Regions from separate parts of the Mus musculus genome. Here all the other regions are linked to region 2. The links are chromatin loops, found by intact Hi-C in ENCODE. Cell type or tissue: left cerebral cortex. All regions are shown on one strand.

What was found. Peaks named below come from ENCODE experiments on the same cell type or tissue, not always from the same donor. Only the 100,000 strongest peaks of a DNase experiment are listed, where the experiment ranks them.
Region 1: a loop joins it to region 2, with 2.5 times the contacts of the local background. A loop is called at or near these places in 2 of 42 quality-filtered maps.
Region 3: a loop joins it to region 2, with 8 times the contacts of the local background. A loop is called at or near these places in 5 of 42 quality-filtered maps.

Annotation. Positions count from the first base shown.
Region 1 is chr14:88,275,389-88,283,388 of GRCm38, forward strand. All of the region lies in intron 3 of Gm33203 (a long non-coding RNA gene), which reads right to left. Among named protein-coding and RNA genes, the nearest start is that of Gm33203, 58 kb to the right of the region's middle. In left cerebral cortex, a CTCF peak has its summit at 3,156 (motif pointing left); a DNase peak (open chromatin) is centred at 3,148.
Region 2 is chr14:88,461,906-88,469,905 of GRCm38, forward strand. Pcdh20 (protocadherin 20) reads right to left here. Exons shown (of 3, transcript NM_178685.5): 3 at 2,842-7,825. The coding sequence ends at 5,099. Among named protein-coding and RNA genes, the nearest start is that of Pcdh20, 5.5 kb to the right of the region's middle. In left cerebral cortex, CTCF peaks have their summits at 4,730 (motif pointing left) and 7,677; DNase peaks (open chromatin) are centred at 2,692, 4,214, 4,735, 5,520 and 2 more places; H3K4me3 peaks cover 2,140 bases; H3K27ac peaks cover 1,215 bases.
Region 3 is chr14:87,562,330-87,570,329 of GRCm38, forward strand. No RefSeq gene overlaps it. Among named protein-coding and RNA genes, the nearest start is that of Tdrd3, 150 kb to the left of the region's middle. In left cerebral cortex, CTCF peaks have their summits at 4,029 (motif pointing right) and 4,984; DNase peaks (open chromatin) are centred at 4,111, 4,977, 6,018 and 6,371; H3K4me3 peaks cover 1,093 bases; H3K27ac peaks cover 543 bases.

The DNA of each region.
Region 1 (8,000 bases), 190 kb before region 2:
CAAAGGTTGCACATAACCATGCTGAGACTTGATGTTCCAGGGTGAAAGGATACCCAGGGGTAGGGGAGCACCTCTCAGAGGAGAAGCAGAGGGGTTTGGGAGGAAGGACTCTGTGGGGGAACAAGAGGGGGGCAGCGATTGGAAGATTTGGATGGAAAAAAATCACAGCAGTGGTTAAAAATAAATAAATTAAACAAACAAAATTAGTGCAGGTCCATGATCCCAGGACCTAGGAGTTTGAGGCAGAAGGACTGGAAATTTGAGACCAATCTAGGCTCATAGTGAAGTGTTATCTCACCAGCCCTCCCTAGTTATGCAGAAAAATTTCACTCTCTGAATAAAAAGTAGTTCATTTAGATAAGAAAATTAGAAAGGAATCTGATAATACAAATAACTTAAAATTTCGAGGTTGATGATGATTTTCAGAGGTTAACACCTATATCTAGTGCAATAAGGAAGTTTATTAAGATCCATGGTATTTTACGAATGAGGATTGGAGAGGCAATCTGTATACACCCAAATTTACTATAATCATGCAGAAGATGAGGACTTATACACTTAGAAAGTTGTTATTTGCTTTTAGCGCATCAGGTGACAGATAGGCAACATCTGGAAATTCTCCATCACTTCTAGTTTTTACAGTATTCCAACCTAAGTTTTCCCTAGCACAGTGATTCTCAACCTTCCTAGTGGTAGAGGCATTTAGTACAGTTCCTCATGTTGTGATAACCAACACCACAAAAAGTATCCTGCTATGAGTTAGTAACTGTAATTTTGCTACTGTTACCAATAGTAATATAGGTACATGGGATGTCTGATAGGCGGCTCCCAAAAGTGCTTCTACAAGAAATTAATTCACAATCCCAAAAAGGTAGCAGAGGGTTTTAATATGATAGCAGATGTTTACATTCCTTGGACTTTCAAAGATCTTCTTTCCTTTTACATCTTATTAGCTTTGTGTCTCTCACGTTTTTAGGAGCCTTTCTAGCCACGCAAGTTGTTAACCCTGAGACCTATCATTGCATGTTTATTACTATCATTAACTCACATTTTATTTTTTCATACTTGTTTGTGTTTCTATTTACTTTCTTATTCAAATAGAACACAAATCGGTGGCCTAAGGCATTGGATCTCCTGTGTTTGCTATTGCCGAGCAGACTCTCAGCAAATGGTTGAATGACAAAATAACTGTTGACAAAGGAAGACTTTTTAAACATAAATCGGGCTACCCATAAATATGAACTGCAACAAATAAGATACACTTTAATTTGCTTCACAAGAAATATCAACTCTAACAATATTGAAGATATACTGATCCTGTTGTTATATGTTAATTATATAATTAATTTTGAAATATATTGACTTCATATTGAACTTTTTTATCTGCAGTTGGTATAATATCATTGTCACTTTGTATTTTTGGTGATGCCTAAATTCTCAGGTAAACTTAAATCATAATCTCTTGTATTTGGAGTTAAATTTGGCAGTCACGAAGCTGGTCACTCTGAGGAAGGCTGTGGTTTTCCTTCTTGCCCAGCTGTTGCTAGATTTTTTTCTCTTGCCTACGTTTTTGGTTTTGAACTGACACTTTTGTTTCTGTCCAGAAATCAGAACTAACATGGGACTATTACATCATCCAGAAAATTTCCACTACAACAAATTGAAATCACTTGAACTCATTTATTAAATGTTGTTTCCCCAGGTCTTTCAGTTCTCTCAAATCAAGAGTAACTAACCATATGCTGACTGCCAAAGGACATGTACTAAGCTCTTATTTAAAACCTAGTCAAAATGAAGTTTAATATTTAGTAGATGCTTCTTAAACACACAGTCTCAGTTTATTGAAAATGTATTTCCTACAACTAGGTGGTGGACTATTAATAATTGCTACGCAAGTATGAAGAAGACTGATGGTAGAATTTGTACAGTATTAACCAGCTCCTTTCTGCTCTTCTCTTCTGATAGTTGCCTCAGCCATGTGTCTAATTATAATACATTGTTTTTGTTTTTATTGTACATTCTTTTCTTAAGCTTATGTGTGATCAATGTTTTGAGTCAAGGTTGCAAATTTGTATTGAAATTATTGTCATTTCCTTTTTATCTTTACAAAGTAACTTGTTTATATACTATCTGGGGGAATAAAAAGAATCCCTCAATTCCTGAAATCCTGAAATTGGAAGTTTAACGGTGCTGGTTTCTGCAACTAGTGGCTAGGTGACTTTGTTATTAGCCACCATGAAGTTTTGTCATTGTAACTAGTGGAAATTGTGTTAACAAAGATGCACTGGGTAATATGTAGATATATCAGAAAATGAATGAATTCATCTAATGAATAGAAACCAGAAGTATGCTTAACATTTGATAATATATAAAAACTACACAAGAAAGGATTATCCTGTCTATAATAAACACTAATATAGAGAAACAATGGTGAAGAAAAATGAACTATACCCATTATTTTAAAGTCAGAAGTAGATGAATAATTGAATATTTTAAAATCTTTTAAAAGGAGTATTTTAAAAATCAGTGGAAACATGAATGGGGGTTATAAGAAATAAAATCCTAGGTAATGGAAAAGGGATTGCACTAGGTTCTGTAGACCTATATAAGTAATCTGGTGTCTACTTTGCATAAACTAAGAAACCATTATGCAATGGAGAATGGACTAGAACTTCATTTATTTTATGTGTAGCAGAGTCTTTGGGAAAGCAGGCTGCTCTCAGAGGCAGGGTTCTAAAGCTGCTTCCTAAGATCTCTTCCCTTGGTTATTCAATAATTCAGTAACCCAGGTACATCTGTGGAAGCAATTTGAAAAGATATTTAAGGTCATGGGTCTTGGGAGAGGAAGATCATCATGGGTTTATTATACAGCAGGATGATATAACTAGGGAAATGTCTCCATTTTGTTCAGACAGGTAAAATACAATAGAGGCAAAGCAAAGGTAAATTGAGAAAACCAGGCCCCACACATTCCTGGCTATAAATGGGCAAGTAAGAGAAATATGGAGGACTTCTACAAATTGAGAACCATACTTAGCCAAAGGCCACAATGAAAACCTGGAGTCTCCAACCTACACTGAGATGCTTGAATAGCACTGATGACCAGAGAGTCCTATTTCCTTAGAACTTCCAGAAAAGCATTCCGTTCTGCTGCCCTCTAGCGTTTTACTTAAACACAAAATCAACTAAATCACCCTGTGCTCAAACATTTATGGGACGATAGGATAATAAACGTTTTGAGCCACTAATTTTGTGACAATTTCTTTTAGCTGAAATAAGAAATGATTAAAGCTATCGTTTTTGTGTGGGAGGGAAGTATATAGAAGTATGATGTTTAACCTTCACTGTCAACTTGACTGGACTGAGAAATGCTCAGAGAATTAATGCAGCGTACTGTTGCATGTATCTGTGAGTGGACCTCTGGTGAGGATTCATACTAAGCATAACATATCAGGGAAAGGGATGTGATGAGTGTGGGTCATAACATCTGACAAGCTGGGGAAGCAAGGGCCGACTTAAAGGGAACGAGAAAGCAGGTATGCAATACAAGTCCTTCCTGAGCCAATGTAACTGTTGCTGCTGGTAACACCTAAGGTATAAGACTACAGGTGTTTTATATTGCTCAATGTGAATTCACTGGGACTCTTTGGAGATTCCAGGCTGAAGGCCATAGGCTGAGGTGCACCTTTGGTTCCCCTGGATGTGAAGCTGCCCATTCTTTGGACTGAGCAGATAGAGTGTTCTCTTCTCTGCAGACTGCCACTGCTGACCTACCCAGAATCCAGTCATGTAAACCAATTAAAAATTCTCCAAAAATAAATATATCACCTCAGGTCTCGTCTTTTAAGGAATCCCGGTGAGAAACAGAAAGCAAAGAACCGTTTGGTAGAAACAGTAAAAATATCCTTGAAATCTATTGATATGGACAAGAGAAAATTGTGCCCTTAAAGAAGATTACCACTTAGTGATTTGAGTTCTAGACATGTTAGTAAGGTACAGGCAATAGGAATGCTAATGGATTAGAGAAGAAATAAAGAGGGGAACAGAACACAAGAAAACACCAAAATATACCCGAGAAATAGCTGAATAAGGATGCCATGACTCATTCCAGATAAGAATGAGCAGGCTTCGAATGGAAGATTGGAATGTTGTTGCTGAACACATTAAGTTTACGATTTTGAATAACTAATAATAATTAAGTTAGAAGATATTTGGGGGTGTACTTGAAAGCAGGAATTGTAGGAACAGCCAAGATTTTTGCCAGTAACTAAGTCATATTACAACCTTTGATGCTAGCTAAATGATAGGTCACTGAGTAAAGTGCTTCCCATACAAGCCTGGGATCTTGAGTTAGGATCCCAAATATTCAGGCAAAAATATACATGTGTTGCTGTGCATCTGTGATACTCAAACTTGTTCTGTCCGTAATCTGGTAGTTATAAAAGGATGAGAACTTAACATCCATATCCTCAGCACCCACACAAAAAGCTAGGCATGGCCAGCAACACTTTCATCTACAATGGTGTACTAGCTGCAGAATCCACCAGGGCAATGTGGCACAGGGCTTGTGGGAGTAACCCACCAATAACTGATTTCATTGAAGGCCACTCACTCCATTATATGAAACCCATACCCAACATTGCTTGAGGGAAAAGGAACTTGAGACTATGTTGACTAGGGACCTAAGATAAAACCAAATAATCCCGACTTAAAGAAGAGAAAGTAGCGATAAAATGACCCCTAGCGATAGTTTTTGTTTTACCTTACTGTATTTAATTTCCTTATACTTCAAAAATGAATGAGTAAATGAATGAATAAATGAATGAATAAAACTTAGCCACTAAGGTAAAGGTTAACCATTTAACTGTCACTTTTACCTGCTCAGAGAGAGAAAATTTGTTTTCTCTAATACCAATCACTCTAGGACAGAAATCATGTATATATAACATATACTAGACTTCACTGTTATTTTTGCATGTAATCTTATTTGTTTACAATTGTGTGGGGGTTTTTCGGAGGGGGTTTTTATTTTCTTGGTTGGGGGTGTTTGTGTTCTTGTATTGGATATTTATTTATTTATTTATTTATTTATTTATTTATTTATTTATTTTAGAAAGAACTTGAAAATTGAATGGCTAGGAAATTGGAGAGATTAAACAAGAATTTGGAAGAGGAAAAATATGATCAACATAAATTTAAATTTAAATTTTGCTTTAAATACTAAAAAAAAAAGAAAGAAAATATTGCTTCACCTTTTCTGTCTCTTTGCTGCTTTCTTTTTTTTTAATTAGGTATTTTCCTCATTTACATTTTCAATGCTATCCCAAAGGTCCCCCATACCCACCCCCCCATCCCCTACCCACCCACTGCCCCTTTTTGGCCCTGGCGTTCCCCTGTACTGGGGCATATAAAGTTTGCAAGTCCAATGGGCCTCTCTTTGCAGTGATGGCCGACTAGGCCATCTTTTGATACATATGCAGCTAGAGACAAGAGCTCCGGGGTACTGGTTAGTTCATATTGTTGTTCTACCTATAGGGTTGCAGTTCCCTTTAGCTCCTTGGGTAATTTCTCTAGCTCCTCCATTGGGGGCCATGTGACCCATCCAATAGTTGACTGTGATCATCTACTTCTGTGTTTGCTAGGCCCCGGCATAGTCTCACAAGAGAGAGCCATATCTGGGTCCTTTCAGCAAAATCTTGCTAGTGTATGCAATAGTGTCAGCATTTGGAAGCTGATTATAGGATGGATCCCTGCATATGGCAATCACTAGATGGTCCATCCTTTCGTCACAGCTCCAAATTTTGTCTCTGTAACTCCTTCTATGGGTGTTTTGTTCCCATTTCTAAGAAAGGGTAAAATGTCCACACTTTGGTCTTCGTTCTTCTTGAATTTCATGTGTTTGGCAAGTTGTATCTTATATCTTGGGTATCCTAAGTTTCTGGGCTAATATCCACTTATCAGTGAGTACATATTGTGAAAGTTCCTTTGTGATTGGGTTACGTCACTCAGGATGATACCCTCCAGGTCCATCCATTTGCCTAGGAATTTCATAAATTCATTTTTTTAATAACTGAGTAGTATTCCATTTTACTAATCTCTGGACCAGAGGTACTCATTGTGTGGGTAGATGCCCCTTTGTCCAACCTCTGTTTCCAAAAATGTTCATAATAGTGTTCATAATAAACAAAAATACAGCTATGAAGGAGTAAGCAGAAAAACTTATAGTTGGGGGTCATCACAATGTGAGGAACTGTATTAAAGGGTAGAATAATTAGGACCCAAAAAGCTAACAAACAATCATATAAGCAAACAAACAAAAAACAGAAAAGAAAAACAAAAGTAGAGATGAGGAATGTAGTGTGGGCTATACACATATGAAAACATCTATAAAAATAAATTGACCCATAAAGTCCACACACAGACACACCCCACCACACACATACATACACACACATACATACATAACTAAGGAACTAATAATTTTTACATAGTACAGTAGGCAGTACTGCAAAATTGTTGATTAAGCAAGTGGTAAAGTGATCTACTTAGTATTAATTCAGAGAAATATAGGTCTACGTCTGTGTATTTGTTATTCTCTATAGCTTACAGATTATGGAGATGAAGAGGGACCCAAAGACTTCAATTAAGCCGAGAAGAAATGGAATGAGATCATAAAGGCAGATTTGAATTTTTACAAAAACACTAAAATTTATTCTTATCTCTTATATACAGTTTCAAAGCAATAAGTATTAGCCATGAGAGTCATCTACACTCACACAAAACAAATGAAGCATATATTCAGTATTTTATAACTTGAGAAAAAAATGATTCATTTAATTTTTATTTGTAAATATTTGAACTTATCTTTACATCACTAAAATTAAAAATAAGTGTTTCAAAATCTAATGAGCTTCAAAAACTACTTTTTGAATTTTATTTTCACTTAAATAATTCAGTATACTAAATTCTATTTGTCTCGATTAGTGTGAAATCCTACAATCTTTGTCATGTTAGAATAAAGGTTTAGAGGTTAGCAAGAGAAACTGTCAGATTTGAGGCAAATGCCAGACTTTTCCTTTTAAGATATTTCTTATCTTTTATCAGTTTCTCTAACCTATCTTTATCATTTCAAGAACAACTCATTTTATATATGTATACATGCATTTGTTGATATATATCATGTGGATATATGCTTTGTGCATATGTAGGTGTGTGAGGAGCAGAAGAAACTATCTGATCTCTTGGAATTGGAGTTACAGATGGTTGTGATCTGGCCTGTGTGGGTTGTTGGAACACAACTCAGGTTCTGTGTATGAACAGAATGAGTTCTCGTCCCTGAGCTGCCTCTCCAGCCCCTAGTATTGTTTCTTTGATAAGGCAAGATTTCATCTGCTACTCTCATTTAGGACCTGGAAGAGGAAACATTTAACAAAGCCTCAATTGAACCCTTTGTCCTATCACTGGACTTAAGACACTGACATGCAAATTCTTAGCTCAATCTTTCAGGCAGACTATCAGATGATAGGCATCAACAACAGAGATCAAACCATTGTTTATCATAGCTGCTTCATTGTGTACTCATAAATCAGATAAACAAATACATTTCTTTATTGTCCAATAATTTGGCAATACAGCCATTATATCTGCATTTATCTTAGAATTTTATGTCTAACTTATAAGGTACTCAGCAATTCTAAACAATTATTTCAATAAAATATGCTTCATCCCTACTCACTTTTTAGTCATTCTGTATTTCTAGGCTGGGGAAATGGTTCATCAAATACCAGCACTAATTGTAAGCCTGACAATCTGAACTTAATCCCCACAGATCGCATAAATGGGCAGATGTGTTGTTTTGCAACTCTAACTCAGCGCTCCTGTAGCTGGAGTAGTAGATGGGAAGTAGACAAAGGAAAATGGCTTAGAAATTCTACTCTAGATACCATGAAGTTTTTGACAAAGATATTTTGGGATAATTTGGGGGAAAAAAGATTAAATCA
Region 2 (8,000 bases):
TTAAACTGTGCATAAAAATGTTCTTATTGACTACAAAGTACAGATAATTCTTCAAAAAAAAATAAAAACTACCCGAAACAATGTTATCCTGAATACCATCTATTCACATCTCACTATCTTTTCCCCAAGTTTCCAGCATGAAACCTTTGTGTATGAGCATTTAAATCGTGCCTGCATGCCAAATACAGAAGCAAATGTTTAGAATAAGACATATTTGGCGACATTATCCTCATAATGAAATATCTACCACATGGACACTGAGTAATGTTTGGTAAATTGAATACAATTGACAGACATAAAGATGAAATAAACTGGGGAAATCGATGCCTTTGTAATTTCATCTCTCATAAAAGCCAACATTAGGCATGGCAGCTACTGCCTCAACTCTCTCATTGCTGATTTAATGTGAATGTAATTACTTATGCTTTTCAGTTTTGTAAATAAAATAAAATAAAATAAAATAAGCTCAAGGTAAATTTCAAAAACAACTTGCTTGTTATCATATGCAAATTCCTATATTACCATCAGTTTTATCAGTTCCTATGACATCTGTTTCATATGTTATAGTGTAAAGATTTTTTTAGTTAAATATTTTGTCCAATATGTATTTACTTTTCTACAAAATTTACACACATCATCAAAATGCTCTTTTAAATTTTTTTTAATTAAGATTCTAATTTAGCAAACCACTTTTTGATTTCTTTCATTGTTTTTTTCTCTGAAGCCTGGAAGGGTGGTAACTGCACACACACATGCTCACACATCACTTTCACATATATAGTTCTGTCATTCTCAGATAACTTTCTCTCTTCCTACACCCTGCTGCCTAAGAGGACACTTCGAAATACTATTAGACAGTTTTGAGAGGGACACAGAATAGAAATCACTTCTGTTTTTAGGTCTTCTGGAACTTTCTAGGATTAGGGTAGGTCCTGTTTCCATGATACCCATAAAATAGGAAGTTTTATTAGGTAGAAGGTTTTTAAATTTTGTTTTCTTATAGGCCTTCCACATCATAATGCATATTTGTAAGGGACTCTGTATCCTTGACTGCTAATTCTGTGTTAATTATGCATGGGAAATATATGTAAAAATGAGAAGCACAGTGTTCTGACTTTATACACTATTAGGTTCAGTGAGATTCATATACTTTGTGTGATACTCTTAAAGGAAGGCAATCCAGAGGCTAAGTGCGATGGCTCAGGGGGTAAAGAGGCTTGACACGTTTCACAATCTGGGTTTGATCCCTGGGACAAACTGGTACAAGTTGTCTTCTGACCTCCACACATGCGTAAACCATGGCCCCACTAAAAATAAAATAAATGTAATGGGAAATAATTTAAATTTAGGGGTTTATTACAGAAGAAAAGTGGAATTATTAAGAACTACTATATATAAATATGTGACATTTGAAAATTATTAAAGATTGATTTGAGCATATTCTATCTCAAAATCTACATGATGTTTTCATTACAATAACCAGGGAAAAGATGACAGATCTGCATCTCCCAGTCATTAGGAATAAATTTACTTAGTAACTTTTTAAGCTTTCTTGCACTCCTGGCAGCTCTCTTGTCAATATTTATTCACCATGTGCATGTTACCACACCGTGATAGGCAGAGTATGTACGTCAGCAATGTGGATATTTTGTAATAGCAGACTGCTTTACCCTGTGTGTGTAAATTCAGTAGAAAAGCACCCCAGGTATGTGTGTTCTATGTATCCATGAACTGAGGCTGCCCCATGGAGCCAAAGAACACCCCCTTCCACAGCTACCTTTTGATTGCATTTTATCTCCTGTGCCAAAGGTCAATATGCTGAAATTAGTCTTCAAGGAGAATTGCTTGATCTCTCTGTCTCTGTCTCTGTCTCTGTCTCTGTCTCTGTCTTTCTCTCTCTCTCTCTCTCTGTCTCTCTCTCTCCCTCCCTCTCTCTTTCTTTTTGTTCCCTTTTTTTTCTTCTTATTTTTGATTGTTAAGATAGACATCTTCCAGGGGTGCAAAATTAGAATCTTTGTGAGACTTCTTATTGCAATTAAGTCAACTTTATATGCTGTTCTTAATGCTTCTTTTTCTGACAGTACAATCAAGCCTGCTATTTTCTAAAACACTGGACTGGCATCTAAAATACTAGGGATTAGGTTTTTACTAATGTGCCAGTTTCTTAGGTTTTTTTTAAGAGGTGTGTGTGTGTGTGTGTGTGTGCTTGTGTATGTGCATGTTTGTGTTTATGTGTGCTTGTGTATGTTTGATTGTGTGTGAGTATGTGTGTTTGTGTGTGTGTGTATATTTGTGTAAGTATGTGTGTTTGTGTATATGTATGTTTCTGTGTATGTGTTTGTGTGTATGTGTGTGCTAGTTTTGAGTTCTTGATAAAAGTGTATCTGCCAGAAAAAAATGAATAGCTTTTTAAAAAGTTTATGATCATGAATCAAGTATTGAAAAGATAATGTGAATTATTTACTTACCCAGATGAAATTGCTATATTCGTTTTATATTTTCAAGTTCAAATTAATGAACCCTTTCCTCCATAGTGTAAGATGTATTTGGCAGGGCAGATATCAGAGACATCCCTTCATCATTAAATTGGGCAAGGGAACTCACTGGCTCTCAAACTGTTAAATGGATATTAGGTCTTTTAATGAATGGAACAGTTATCTTGGTGCCAGCTTAACTAACAACATTGACATGATTAGCATACATTTTGGCAACAGTTGTAGCACAGGGTCTCAGGAAAAAGAAGCTTTTATGTCTAAGCCTAATTTACTTTAGCTTTCCCTGCTATGTCTGCTTTTAATGTGAACAAAATAATATGCAAAGGAAATCCTACAACAAAATTATTTATGAATACATAATTTTATTAAGGTCATTGATATTTCTCATGCAAGAAATGAAGTTCAATAACCAAACCGCCCCCAAACACATGAACCATGCTCAAATTGTGAAATGAATAGAATGTTTTCTCTTTTTATAATGATGCTAAAAGTCATGAAGCTTGTGGAGGATTTATTTATTTTATTAATGCTGCCTCATGTCTTTTATGTAGCTTCTCCTTTTATTAAAAAAAAAAAAACTAAACAAACTGACTGTAAAAAATGTGTTGCTTCTTTGTTATGTAAGAGTTGTGAATGAACAGTTTATGGGCTTTGATGGTCTTATAAGTCTTTTATTTCAAGTGTCTATCATACAAAAGGAGCATTCATGAAAATATATTGAATTTTTTGTCTTAGATTCTGTTGCCTTATATATTTATTTATCTATATTATCAAAGTGAAGAAAACAAGAATAAGCAATTAATATAAATCTAATATGTCCTGTGTTTATATTTAAGCTTTTTTATCGTGTGCTATTATCTTAAAATATTGCAAGTTAGTGAAACACAATAAGCACAGAGGTTGCTGGGATGTGAGGGAACACTCACAGTGATATTAAGTCTATAATTAGCTAATGGGAATATAGTCATGCATGAATGCAAATTTTCATAGGAACTTAAACATATAAGCAAATTCTCTTCTATATATGTCTACAATTTACACACCCTTAATAATTTACCCAGTGCTTAATTAGGTCATGGATTAGTTTAATATAAACTTTAGCATAGCAGAATACCACTATTTCTCACACTTAATCCTAGAAACAGACACCAATAGCAGGCACTTCAGTGAAAGAACAAGCCAGTGTTCAAATATAAAATGGTAAAAATAATCAAGAAAATGTGAAAATATAAACTTTTAATTTGCAGACATATAAACAATTTTGGTATGGTACAGACACATGAGGGTGATAAGTAAAGCGACTCACTTTGAAGCTAACACATTTCTTGTTTACACAGACAACTTTGCTACAGTTCTTACATAAAATAAAATCCCCATCTCATGCAAAGAAGGAAGCGATAGAAATCACCGACAAACCAGGTTTCTTCATTGCAAAAGACTGGTAAAAACTAAATCATCAAAATAATCTGCAGATGGGCTTACAAATAAAACTTTGGATGTATTCCAGAAGCAAATAGGGAAGCCAGAACTTTAGCTAATCGTCCAAAACAACTACAAAAAGTGTAACTTTCATATAAAATGCCTAACTCAAACAACCAACAGCGTACAGTAGCCTTTTGAAGAATTCAATCTGAATACAACTTTTATTTTTCTTATAGGGTAGATGAACAGAAGTGGACCCACGCTAACATAAAACCCACGGAAAACTTGCTGCTGACCAGCGAAGAGTGCACTAAGATATCATAAACACCAAGCAAGCAAGTAGAGATTGAGACACTGATGTGTGTCTTGATCTTTTACTGAGTACAATGTCTAGATGCTTTTCACGAACGGAAGAATACACAGATGGTTCCTAACCCCATTTAATTCTAGCAAGTGCAGGAGGAAAGCAAACAGAGAGCAGGAGGCGTTACACGAAACATCGCACTCTTCAGCAGGTCAAGTTTATAACACATGGCAATGTGTTTTGATGCTTGCCCCTAAATAATTGTACTTCTTTTCAAAATGCCTTCTCTTTCAAACTAAAATCGGTGTACCTATGAGGTAATACATTTTCTGTTTGCAAGTGGATTTCTTTTCTTTCTTGTCATATATTTAAGCAGAGAATTCAGTTTACCTTAATTTTACATTTAATGTTAAAAACAATATATTTAAAATATACTCTCTCCTTAATTTCCTGTACAACAACTATCATGTACAATGCCACAGATCCCTGCAAAGGGGAAGCTGGTGCCCTCTTGTGGTGAAAAGACATTTTAGAAACAACAAAAATGTACTTCTCTTACCTTAGTCTTGAGTTTTGACAGTCATCTGCTTGGTGTATTAGAGCTGCCAGTTATATCCAACATTTTACATATAGGTATTTATATATATATATAAATAACAATGATATAGCTGTTAGTACTAATTTTCATTTAAAAATTCTGTACACATTTTATAACTTCTGATTTTGCATTAAAAACCTGTAAACAGCTATTTACAATATAGTACAAGTTATAAATTAATTGTCCTTTAGTGGAACTGTGTCAGCACAATGTTGTCTGCTTGACAAAGACTACCTATGGCAGTTACAATGTCCCTCCATGTTATTCCACAATGGCATATCAAATGTTAGAAATATCCACTGGTTTTCTCTCTCTCATACACAAGTCAATTTTTCCTTTCAATGGAATCTGTACTTCCAAATTGTCATCTTCCCTGTGATGCTTTTTACCTTTCCGTAAGCAGATGTATATTCCCATCCCTGTAACTAGTGTGATGGAGCCCAAGCTTATGACTGACAGAGCTACCAATGTGGGCATACAGGACATAGATTCTACCTTCCTATGAGTTGGCTCTATTGAGATTTGTGGTTCTTTCTCTTCTATATTAATTTCTGGCTCCTTTCTCAAAAGGCTCTCAATGTAGCTCTCGTTACTGACAGTGTCATTGACAAATAAGTTCACCATGACTGTGGAGTGGAGAGGCTCAGGGTATCCGTGATCACTCACTTTCACCAGTAAGCGATGCAACCCATAATCTGTCTGAAGCAAGGCTTCCTCCAGAGTGATGTTGCCAGTCTTGGGGTCAATTCTGAAAGACTCAGGCCTGGGACCTCTTCTCCCTATGATGCTATAAGCTATGACAGCATTCATGCCTGTGTCTTTGTCAACCGCATAGACTTCTGTTACTGGTGAGCCAGGGAGAGTAGAAGGTAGGACCAGCAAATAAGACATATTAGATTGAGGGAATAAAACAAGAGGAGGGTTATCGTTGATGTCCAGAAGAAGAATTGTGATTTTTGTGGTAGAGGAAAGGGCAGGCTCACCCCCGTCAACAGCCTCCACCCACAGAGTGTAAGAGCTTTGCTGTTCTCTGTCTAAAGAGACTTTAGCTCTCAACATACCCTTGCCTGTGTCTATGACAAAAATGTCACTCTGGTTCATTACGGACAGGGCTACCCATCCGTTCCTTCCAGCATCGGCATCTGTTACACTGATGACTCCAATTTCACCATACCCCGGAAAGTTTTCTGGGACAAAAAAGCTGAAGTCCTTGTTGATGAACCTCGGACTGTTGTCATTTTTATCCAACACAGTGAGGGCCACTGTAGCCACTGATTCTCTGGGTGGCGTCCCACAGTCCACTGCTCGGACAGTATACCTGTACTTCTCTTTCTCTTCTCTGTCCAGCTGAGTAGAAACTGTCAGAATCCCTGTGACACTGTCTAAGGAAAAGTATGACGGAGCATCAGGTCCCAAGAAGTAGGAAACTCGTCCCATCTCTCCACTGTCAGCATCTGTAGCGTAGAGCTTTGTCAGAAAGGCATTGGGTGCGTTGTTTTCTTCAATGGTCAATTCTATCAAGGGCTGAAGGAAAACAGGGGCATTGTCATTGTCGTCTAAAAGTTGTACTTTAATGATTCTCTTGACATGAAATCCCTCTGAGTTCCAGGCCACTACAGCTATTTCATAGAAGGACTGCACTTCATAGTCCATAGGCTTTGTGGTCTCCAACAAATATTCATTGTTGTACGGCTTGTAGGGTGCCAGCCTGAATGGCCCTTCACCATCCAAGAAGCAGTTAATCTTGTATTTACCTTCTGGATCTCTGATGGTAAAAAACGCAATTGGAGTATTAACAGGCTCCAGTTCTTTCAGGTACACAACACCATCCACCTCATTTGCGATATAACGTGGGACGATTTCTGGGGGTCTGAAAACGACTTTGATGATCGATACAAGAGCAGTGATCACTGCAGGGATACAGCCAGGTCCATTAGCTAGGATGGTGAGCTTATGTGTCTGTAGGACACTCCCGCCAATCTTACTGGAAAGCTTAATGACTCCAGTAACTTCATCCAGGTGGAATAAATCCTTGGTTTCCTGTGGAACTTTCTGGCTGTAACTGTAAGTGATCTGTGCATTTGTCCCCAAGTCTCTATCCACAGCCTGGACTGTTGCAACTGGGGTGCCCACTGTAGCATTCCCATAAACGGTGACATTAATTTGTGAGTCTATAAAGAGAGGACAATTGTCATTAATGTCACTTATGCCAATGGTGAGGGTGGCACTGCCCAGCAGTGGTGGAGACCCACCATCCTCAGCTATGATGATGCTCACATACTGGTCCTGGGTTTCTCTGTCCAAAGCACCCATGACAATCAAGTAGGGTGTGCGCTCCCCGTTCTCATTCTCCTCCACGTCCAGGGTAAACATGCCATGGTAGTCTAGTAAGCGATAGGTTTGCACACCGTTAATGCCTACATCAGGGTCCACAGCAGGATGCTCTATAGCCAATCGGGTATTTACAGGTGAATTTTCTGGGACCCAAACAGAGATTTCAGAAATGGGGAACTGCGGAGCATTGTCATTGATATCCCTGATGGCAATTTTCACCTTCACAAACCGAAAATATTCCTGAGGCAGGACCAGCACGTCCAGAAGCAAAAGGCAAGAGTCAGAAGAAGGAGAGGAGGCAATGGAGGTACTGCCGGCCCAGGCAGCCCCACCGCCCCCATCCAGGCACAATGCTTCTCTGTCGATCTCCTGTGCAGAAGTGTGCAGCTCGCCGGAGCGGTTGTTTAGGGTCACATACTGGCCACTCAGTCCCCCGGAGGCCAAGCTGAAAGAGAGAGGGGGGTTCCCCTCAGAGGCAGTGCGCTCTGGATGCAGCAACTGCTGGTTCTGTCTCCCAGAGGCCCGAGGCAGCAGCCTCAGGTCCTCCGCCAGGCTGCCTATGAGCACTCCGGCGGGCAGTCCCTCATTTAGGCTGTACAGAAGCTCGGTAGCACGGCTGTAACTCGCGAGGCAATTGAAGGGTCCCACGAAGAGGAAAAGCAGAAAAACATGCTGGAGTGAAGGAAGGGGACAACGGTGATTATACACTCCAGGAAGCAGAGATCAGAGTTAGGAAGTAGTGACCCCCCTCCAGGGACAATGCTAAACTTCCTCACCATTACCACAAACAAAACCCCTAATCTGAACTGAGCAAAGTAGAAACTTGCTGCCAGAGGGGAAAGAGCTG
Region 3 (8,000 bases), 900 kb before region 2:
GGTGGAGTGGGTGGGTAGGGGAGTGGGGGTGGGTGGGTATGGGGGACTTTTGGTATAGCATTGGAAATGTAAATGAGCTAAATACCTAATAAAAAATGGAAAAAAAAAAAAGAGATGTCACCTGGACTCCTTTGTCAAACTCCATTGCTCCAGGACCATCGCTTGAGAGTTATTTCTTCTAGGAGTATTTGGACTGTACACACCCAGGGGAGAAAGCACCATCTTTAAGACTGAGTAGTGAAGAAATACGTGCTTCTATTTGGGAATGCAGAGAGTTTTAGTAAAAGCTTGTAGATCCGGTTAAGACATTGACTACCTGAAAGCACAGACCTGCATGTTGTGTCTTCCCATTCATGCAGAAGGAGACTATGACCAGGAACACTTGGAAGAGAAAGAAGTAGTGGAGAAGACCATAGCCATAGTCTAACAGACCTTTTTTAAAAAAAAATGAGAAAAGAGATGTGAGAATCTAGAAAATAATTCCTTCAAACTATCTATATCTGTGCATCTTGTGCAGGGTTGATCTGTCTCACTGGGTGGAGTTGGATGTTGTAATTTAGACAGTGAGTTTTTCCCCTGAAGGAGCATCAGCAGCCTCCAGAGCCTTTTGTAGAGGCCACTGCCACTTCTTTCCAGAGATTTGGATTCTGAGAGCTTCTTTTAATTCATCTCCAGGATAGGCCACAAAGCTCACAGTTGGTTTCCATGTTCAAAAACAAAAATCACTATTTTGAGTAGCCTATTAGAATCTACCAGAGAATGATCGCCCCCCAACCCCAAAACAACAACAAATAACAATACCTAGCAGTAGGATTACAAAGACAGTTGAAAATTAAAAAAGATAGCATAAACTCTCCCTGTTAAAAATAAGCGATGAGAGTCCCTCCCCTCCCCTTTATCCTAGACCATTTATGTTAGAAGCCTATAATTATAAATATTCTTTTCTTTACCTGAAATGTCTGAGCATCCTTTGAAACTAAACAGGTCTTTTGTGAGTCTGATGACTGGGGAGTGTCTTTCTCCAGGACCTGGGCTTCATTTCTTTGAAACTCAGGCACATCAAAGGAGATGGCACCCATTCTCACCCTTGCTGTCTCTGCAAGGCCATAGGAGCCTCACTTCAGCAGCACATAGCTCCAAACTCCAGAACTGTCACCTGCCAGATAAAGGTTGTCTTTTCTTCTGCTTGAACCCAACAAAGCAACAGTTACCAGCTGTTACCCGGTACAGTTGAGTCCTCTGACTTGAGGGCCAGTGGTTAATTTTGAGACCTGTGTAACAGGCGGTATGTGATTGGCTTTACCTCTTCTTACTGAACTGCCCACCACCTCGTGTGTGCCACGGCCTGACTTCATGTTTATTCTCCAATTAAACTGATTTGTTTCTGTCTCCGCTATCTTTGTGGAGAGGTTTTTCTGGGTCGAGGGAAGATTGTGTTGTATGCTATTGCCCTAGCAACAGGCTTGCCTTTTTTTTTTTTTTTTTTTTTTTTTTTTTTTTTTTTTAATCACAGGTACCCCAGGAGAAGCAGCAAGTTTAGTACAGAAACTGTAGCTATTGGGGAAGCTTTACTCCATGGGCACCTGGGCCAGAAGCCAGCCCACGAGGATTGCCATAGAACCAGAAGGTCAGGTCCCTTGACCAGTACCTGGTGGCTGTGCTGGCCAGCTGTGTGTATGTGTCGGGAGGCGGGGACTGAGTGGCCAGGCCTGGCCATACGCAGATTGCTCTTACCTGCTTCTTCAGGGTCGGCTCTGAAGTTCCTTTTCACTCAGCCTCTCAGTTCAGTACTCCCAGGAGGTACTGTCCTTGCTCACTGAGCTCCTGCCCTGCGTGGGCTGTGGGATTACAAAACCTAGCCTTCCGAATGCTGTGGAGGCCGTCTCCCCACAAGACGAATCACTCCTTCCCCTGTGATATTTCTGTCTCCTCTTTGGATCTAGCCTTGCTGACATGATTTATCATCTCACCCTGTAGGCACCAAGGCTCTCGCTGCTTTAAACTTCTCTTTCCAGGCTTGCCCAGGACCCTGCCTACCTTCTTCCATCGCCCTGGGTCCTGGGCGCAAAGTTTCCCTGTTAAGCAGCCTGGTGCATGACCCATTATGGAGTGGGAAAATCGATGTGACCTGAGAGAGGGCAAGCCTGTCCTCTCAGTCTGGCACACCTACTCTTTTAGTTCAATGACGAGAGGGAATTAGAGGCCGGGAAAGAAAGTGACAAAGCAGTTTCCCAACCTGTATCTAGGACGCATTTGTCAACTGTGGCTCCTGCCTCTCGCTCTCCCCAAGCACTGTCCTGTGGCACTATCTTCAATTTTCACTGTTTCTCCCCCTGCCCCCACCGCCCCATTCCTTTCTTTAAACCTCAGAAAAGCTACTCATCTGGCTCATTGAAAGCCCCTTAGAGTAAATAGAATTCTGCTCAGACCCCACGGAATTGCTTCTTTTCGGTGCTCACCCAACGCTAGGACTCTGTTGAGAGCAAATACGCTGCGTGTACAGGGCCAGTATCAGCAAGAAGAGCTCTGTCCCAAGGAGAAAAGATGGGCAGGCCTTTTAGAAACAGATTTCCCCCAGGTTCAGACTCATCAGCTTCATATCAAAAATGCATCGCCAAGTCTAACTGGCTTGTTTTCTGTAGCTTGTGTCACACTGGTCGAATTAAGGGCAAACAAACGGATGAATGAATGTGTGCTAGCTCCTCTATGCGGTTTGATATGTGCCTGTTTCCGTACAGTTTCCCAGGTTTAATGATGCATGCAAAAAAAAAAATCAAGAAATAGAACACCCACCCCCACCCCCACCCCCACCCCCACCCCCACCTTCACCCGCAATTCTGAAGACAAGAGGTTTGGATATTCGGTTGCTAATAAGTTTGAGACAAAGCCATTCAGCAGCCAAATCACACCTGAAATGATGCAAAACTGCATGGAATGTATTTACTTCATTTAGTGTGACTCTGCTCCTGTTTTCACGAGTGGAACATTAATGTTAAAGATGAGTGCTGTTCCAGATGCTACCCATAGCATGTATTACCAATGTCCTGATATTTCTCAATTTGGAGCACACGTAGTCCATAATGCTTCAGATATGGAATTATGGAGCTATATTGTGGTTATTGCGGAGGACTGTCATGTAATTTGTGAGACAAATTACATTTGTGCATATGCCCATTTACAAATTAATGTAAATGTTTCTCCTAGCATTCTACAAAACATTAGGGGCACTGCCTTTTGCACACTCACCTGTCACCAGATTACAGATCTGTTCTCCAGTCAATGTTTCAAGCTCGTCATTCCTAGTCCATAATTGCTGCACTCAAGTGTTACAGAAAGGACAAAAAGGCAGAACAAACATGCAGGGCAGAGCACATTACGGGATATTTTGATGTATCTTCAATTTTCTCTCTCAATAAATTCTTTGGACAACCTACTGCATGAAAATGTTGGCTTTCATTGTTAAACCCAATCGTCGTTCCATTTTAAGTGGCTAAATATGTACTTTAAATATCTTTAAAACTATTTAATTACATTTCAAGGCATATGAAGATGAAAATAAATTTTACTTCTATGCTTACTATAAAACCAATTAAATTTGAAAATGCTATGCTTCGATTTGAGCAAATAGAATAACTTCTTTGCTGTACGAGTAAATGTTTCATCTCTGCTCTTGCCATTATCCTTGCTTTATTATCAAGATAAGCAAGGTATTAATGAATCCACCTAACCATCAATTTATCCATCTAACTACCATCCGTGTAGGTATCAGCTAGCTACTAATTCATATTTTCTTCACTGTTCTAGTTAACTTTCCATGGCTATCACAAAAAGCTGAGATTGCCAGCCTAACAGGAGGAGATGTTTACTTGGACTCACGATTCCAGCAGTGTCATTGCACATTCAGGTGTCTTTGTTGCTTTAGGCCTGTGAGGAGACGTAGCTTCATAATGGGACCGTGTGGCTTTAAGCTGCTCACCTCCTGGAAGCTGTTATCAAGAGGAAGAGACTGCAATCCTCAATTTCCCCACCAGAGGACGCTGACAGCAGCCACACTTTCTCCCACAGGTCTTACCCTGCTCAAGGTCTCACCATCTCCTAGTCGCGTCCCAGGTTGGCAGCAAAGCCTTTGAGGGACACTCAAGGGGCAAGCCAGAGCAACCACAGACTTCAGAGACTCTGCTAGATTCTAATAGGATTAGCATTTCGAGGTTGTCCTTATGGAACTTCAGAGTGAAGGTCTGCTGCGACTCAGGAGGAGATTGCTTTGAACTTAGAGGAAGCATTTAACAAGACAGATGATCTTTAAAAGAGTCTGAAAGACAGAGACTGAAAAAGCCTGGCCTTGGGAGCCAGAACACCTAGTTTCAGATTCCGTGCTATGCTTTAGTCTCCGTGTGAGCCAGGCAATCTGCTTAACCCATCCCATCTTAATCCCCTTGTCTATAAATGAGAGGAAAATGTTACGGCATTATTTTACAAGTTTATTCTAAGGGTAAGCAGATCATGCTAAATAATTTCTGAACTAAAGAAATCACGACACTTTGCACATGGTAAGTACTCAATAAATGCAGTCTTACTTCTTGCATTTGATTCCGTTTAGTTCTTGGTTTTTTTTCCTGCTTTATACCCAATTCTCTGGTTCATCTTTTTCCAATCATTTAAATATTCATTGAATACATATAGCATACATGGTACAGCCATCTGTGGTAGGGATGCAAAAACTCAAACATCCCTGAAGAGTCTAACCACTTAACAGAGGAGAGAGAAGTGAGAGAAATCAGTAAGGGATAATCAAGGGGAAGAAAAGAGCACACTGCCTTTGCCCTGGAAGGCAGAGCTGAGAATACAGAGTCCTGGTTGCCTTGGCAACCGATAATCCATAAACATGTCCTATGGAGAGGTTTTCAACCAATAGCTTAGTAACTTAAAAAAATCTGCTCCTTAAACTGCAGCGAGAAGAGATGAGGAAGTGCACATAGTTGCCTGTAGGGGACGACAAAACTGCAACATCTAGGTCTCTGCTGTGTGTCCTTGACCAGGTCATTTAACTCCTCTGTGCATGGTTTCTGCACTTGAAGATAACTGCTGTTATTTCATTGAAGAAAAAGAATAAGTAAGCCACTTACTGTGTCATTAACAAGCACGGACTCACCATTTGATACACAGTGGCTGTTATTTTCCCTCTCTTAGAATTCTTGCCAACTGTTTCCCCTCAAAGTCCCACCATGAGCACTGACATGCTGAACACAGTAATTCCTCCGGATTCTTTACAAGAAAAGCACTTTAAATACAAACTAATCTTCCGTGTGTGTATTACTTTAACCTTAGTCCCACATTCTTCTTTTAAACCTTTATTTATTATTTGGTAATTTTATGTCTAATAATTTGGTTTTTTAAAAATCTTCTCCTACCACCCGACACAGGACACGTACCCAACTGAAGGCTGACTGGAAGGTCACATGTGAAAAACTCACAACAGGCACAGTGTATAACTGAATAACTAGCTTATTCTCAAACAACGAAAACGAGTTTAGAGTTGTAGCACAATGAGAGCATCTCGGGTTCTGGTGACTGGGTGGGGAGAAGCTGCCCCTTCCCATAGGTTCCTCATAACCTAGGCAGGAAGCCAGGCACCTATCCAGTCAGTCTCTGTTCCCGGAACAGCCGTCGGGACTCGGGCTTGAGATCTGCTTTTGGTTTCTGGTGTACCATGGCTCTCTTCACAGGGGCACTCAGCGTGACTTTTAGCTCAGAGGCAGCAGGGATCCATGCCAGAACCCCGGAAACTTAATGATCTGCTTCCTCCTCTCACTACCAGGAGTAATTCTCAGATTTACAGAGCTCTGGCACCCCTTTGGGCCGTGTGCTTAGGCTCCATTTCATCTCCAGAGCCAAGGGATTCCATCCCAAAGGTTAAACCAGTCGGAAGCTGTCTTGCCACTGACAGGATGAATCTTTTCCCGGGGCGGCTCCCAAGCGCTGCAGGTGGCTGAGCAGCAGAGATCACTCTGCATCCCTGAGTGAATGCCTTGGCTTCCAGATTCTCAAAGAGCATCAAAGGCTGATGGGGCTCGCCCCGTTTCAGAGGCGAGGAGGTACTGGAGGCAGCATTAATTGTTGGATCTTGATAACCTCCCCACCCATCTTGTGACGCCCCCTGGGCTCAGAAGCCCATAACCCTGACTGCACAGGCTTTTCTTGGCAGAGACGGCAGCGCTTCGGGAACTTTCCATTTTTCACATGCCAAAACTATGCCTCCAGTGTGCTGTCAATGCGCCCGGCTTGAAAGCGTTCCTTGGTGATGTGCTGGGGGCTGAAGTTTGTTCCCACTTGCTCTCTCCGTGTGTGGGAAGCTCCCCCGGGAAGAGGCTGTGGCTGGGCACGCCCAGATTATCACTGATCTTCTCCTCCCAGGGTTGGAGGCTTGAGAGCCATGGAAGGCTGCCAGGCGCTTGGAGGAGGCTTACAATCCTCCAATTATTGTCAGTGCACCGTGTTACTTCCCTCCAGTCATGAAGTCAGCACGCCATAAACCGTTTTTCCGTTTGCTCTGTGAATTTCAGGCCACAACACTTTAAGTCTCAAATATCGCATCTTTGGAGGATAGTCCCTTTGTAAATTTTGTAACATAACCTTTGAGGGCTAGCAGTAAAACCTGTTAGAAATCTCACCAGAAAACATTTCTTAGCTGACTCTGGTCCCCACTCCCCCCGCCCTCTCCACGGTTTCGTTTCTACTTAGCATGTAGCCTGTAATGTCTTTTTATTAAGATCAGAAATTTAATTATGTACATATTTGAAACCTGAACCCATTAAGTCTACAGATCCCTTGAAAATGCCATTTGCCAGGTGTGCAATCACAGTCAATGTGCAAAAATGTCGCACAACAATTAGGTTTTAAAGCTTAACTTACAACGGGCTGAGGGACTAGCTCTTTAGATGGAGAGAAATTGCTCTGGAGACGGTAAAGCAAATCAGGAAAACGGCTGAATAAGTGAGAAGAGAAATGAAGAGGATTATGTCCCTACAAAAGATATTGGCAGGGAGGGAGAGACTAAAGCAACGAGGAAATGCAGACTGGAAGACAAAAGGGAGCAGAGTCCTCCAATATGGTGGCTCTCCACTGTGGGTCGGAACCCCCTAGGGGGTGGAAAGACCTTTCCCAGGTATTGCCTAAGACCATCTGGAAACAGATATTTCCATTATGATTTGTAACTGTAGCAAAGTTACAGTTATGAAGTAGCAATGACATAATTTTGTGGTTGGGAGTCACCACAACTATATTAAAGGGTAGCAGCATTAGGAAGGCTGGGAACCACTGGTCTAACAGGAGGCTCTGTGGCTAGGGAAGTCTCCCCTGTCTACGGAGACTTCCCTAAGCTGAGGCAGCCAGGTCTTCTGGGTGTTCTCAGGTTCCCACAACACCCCCACTGGGTATGTCTGTTTCTTTCTTTATGTATTGTTTTGCTCTTCACATCATCATCATGATTTATGAGCTGACTTGCCTACTAGACTTTAAACTCCCCAAGGCCAGGGATCGGGAGAATTGTTTAAGACAGTATATCCTGTGAAATAAGGTTTCTCTGACCTTATTTTGTCCAAAGGGCAGGTAATGTCTGTGATAGGCTTTAGGTAGGTGCACCTTCTACATAAACTCAAGTAGGGACTTGGTGTCCGGGGGTTGTCAGCAGACAGGCTTAGTGTTCAGCCAATCCCTAGGGTTGATGACCCAACTTGCCCAAGGCTGCCTCAGATCAAAAGGAACTTTCTTTTTGGAAGATGGCCACATCCAGTACCTAGGATGGCCATCTCTACCTAGCTGGAACAACTCTGACGGGGTATTCTAGACCAATAGAGATGTCTAATGCTATTGATGGCTTTTGCAAGTTGATCTTTCTCTTTGTCCACTTAAGTTATTTTCTCTCTCTCTCTCTGTCTCTGTCTCTCTCTCTCTGTCTCTCTCTCTGCATGTGTGTGTGTATATGTGTGTATGTATCTGCT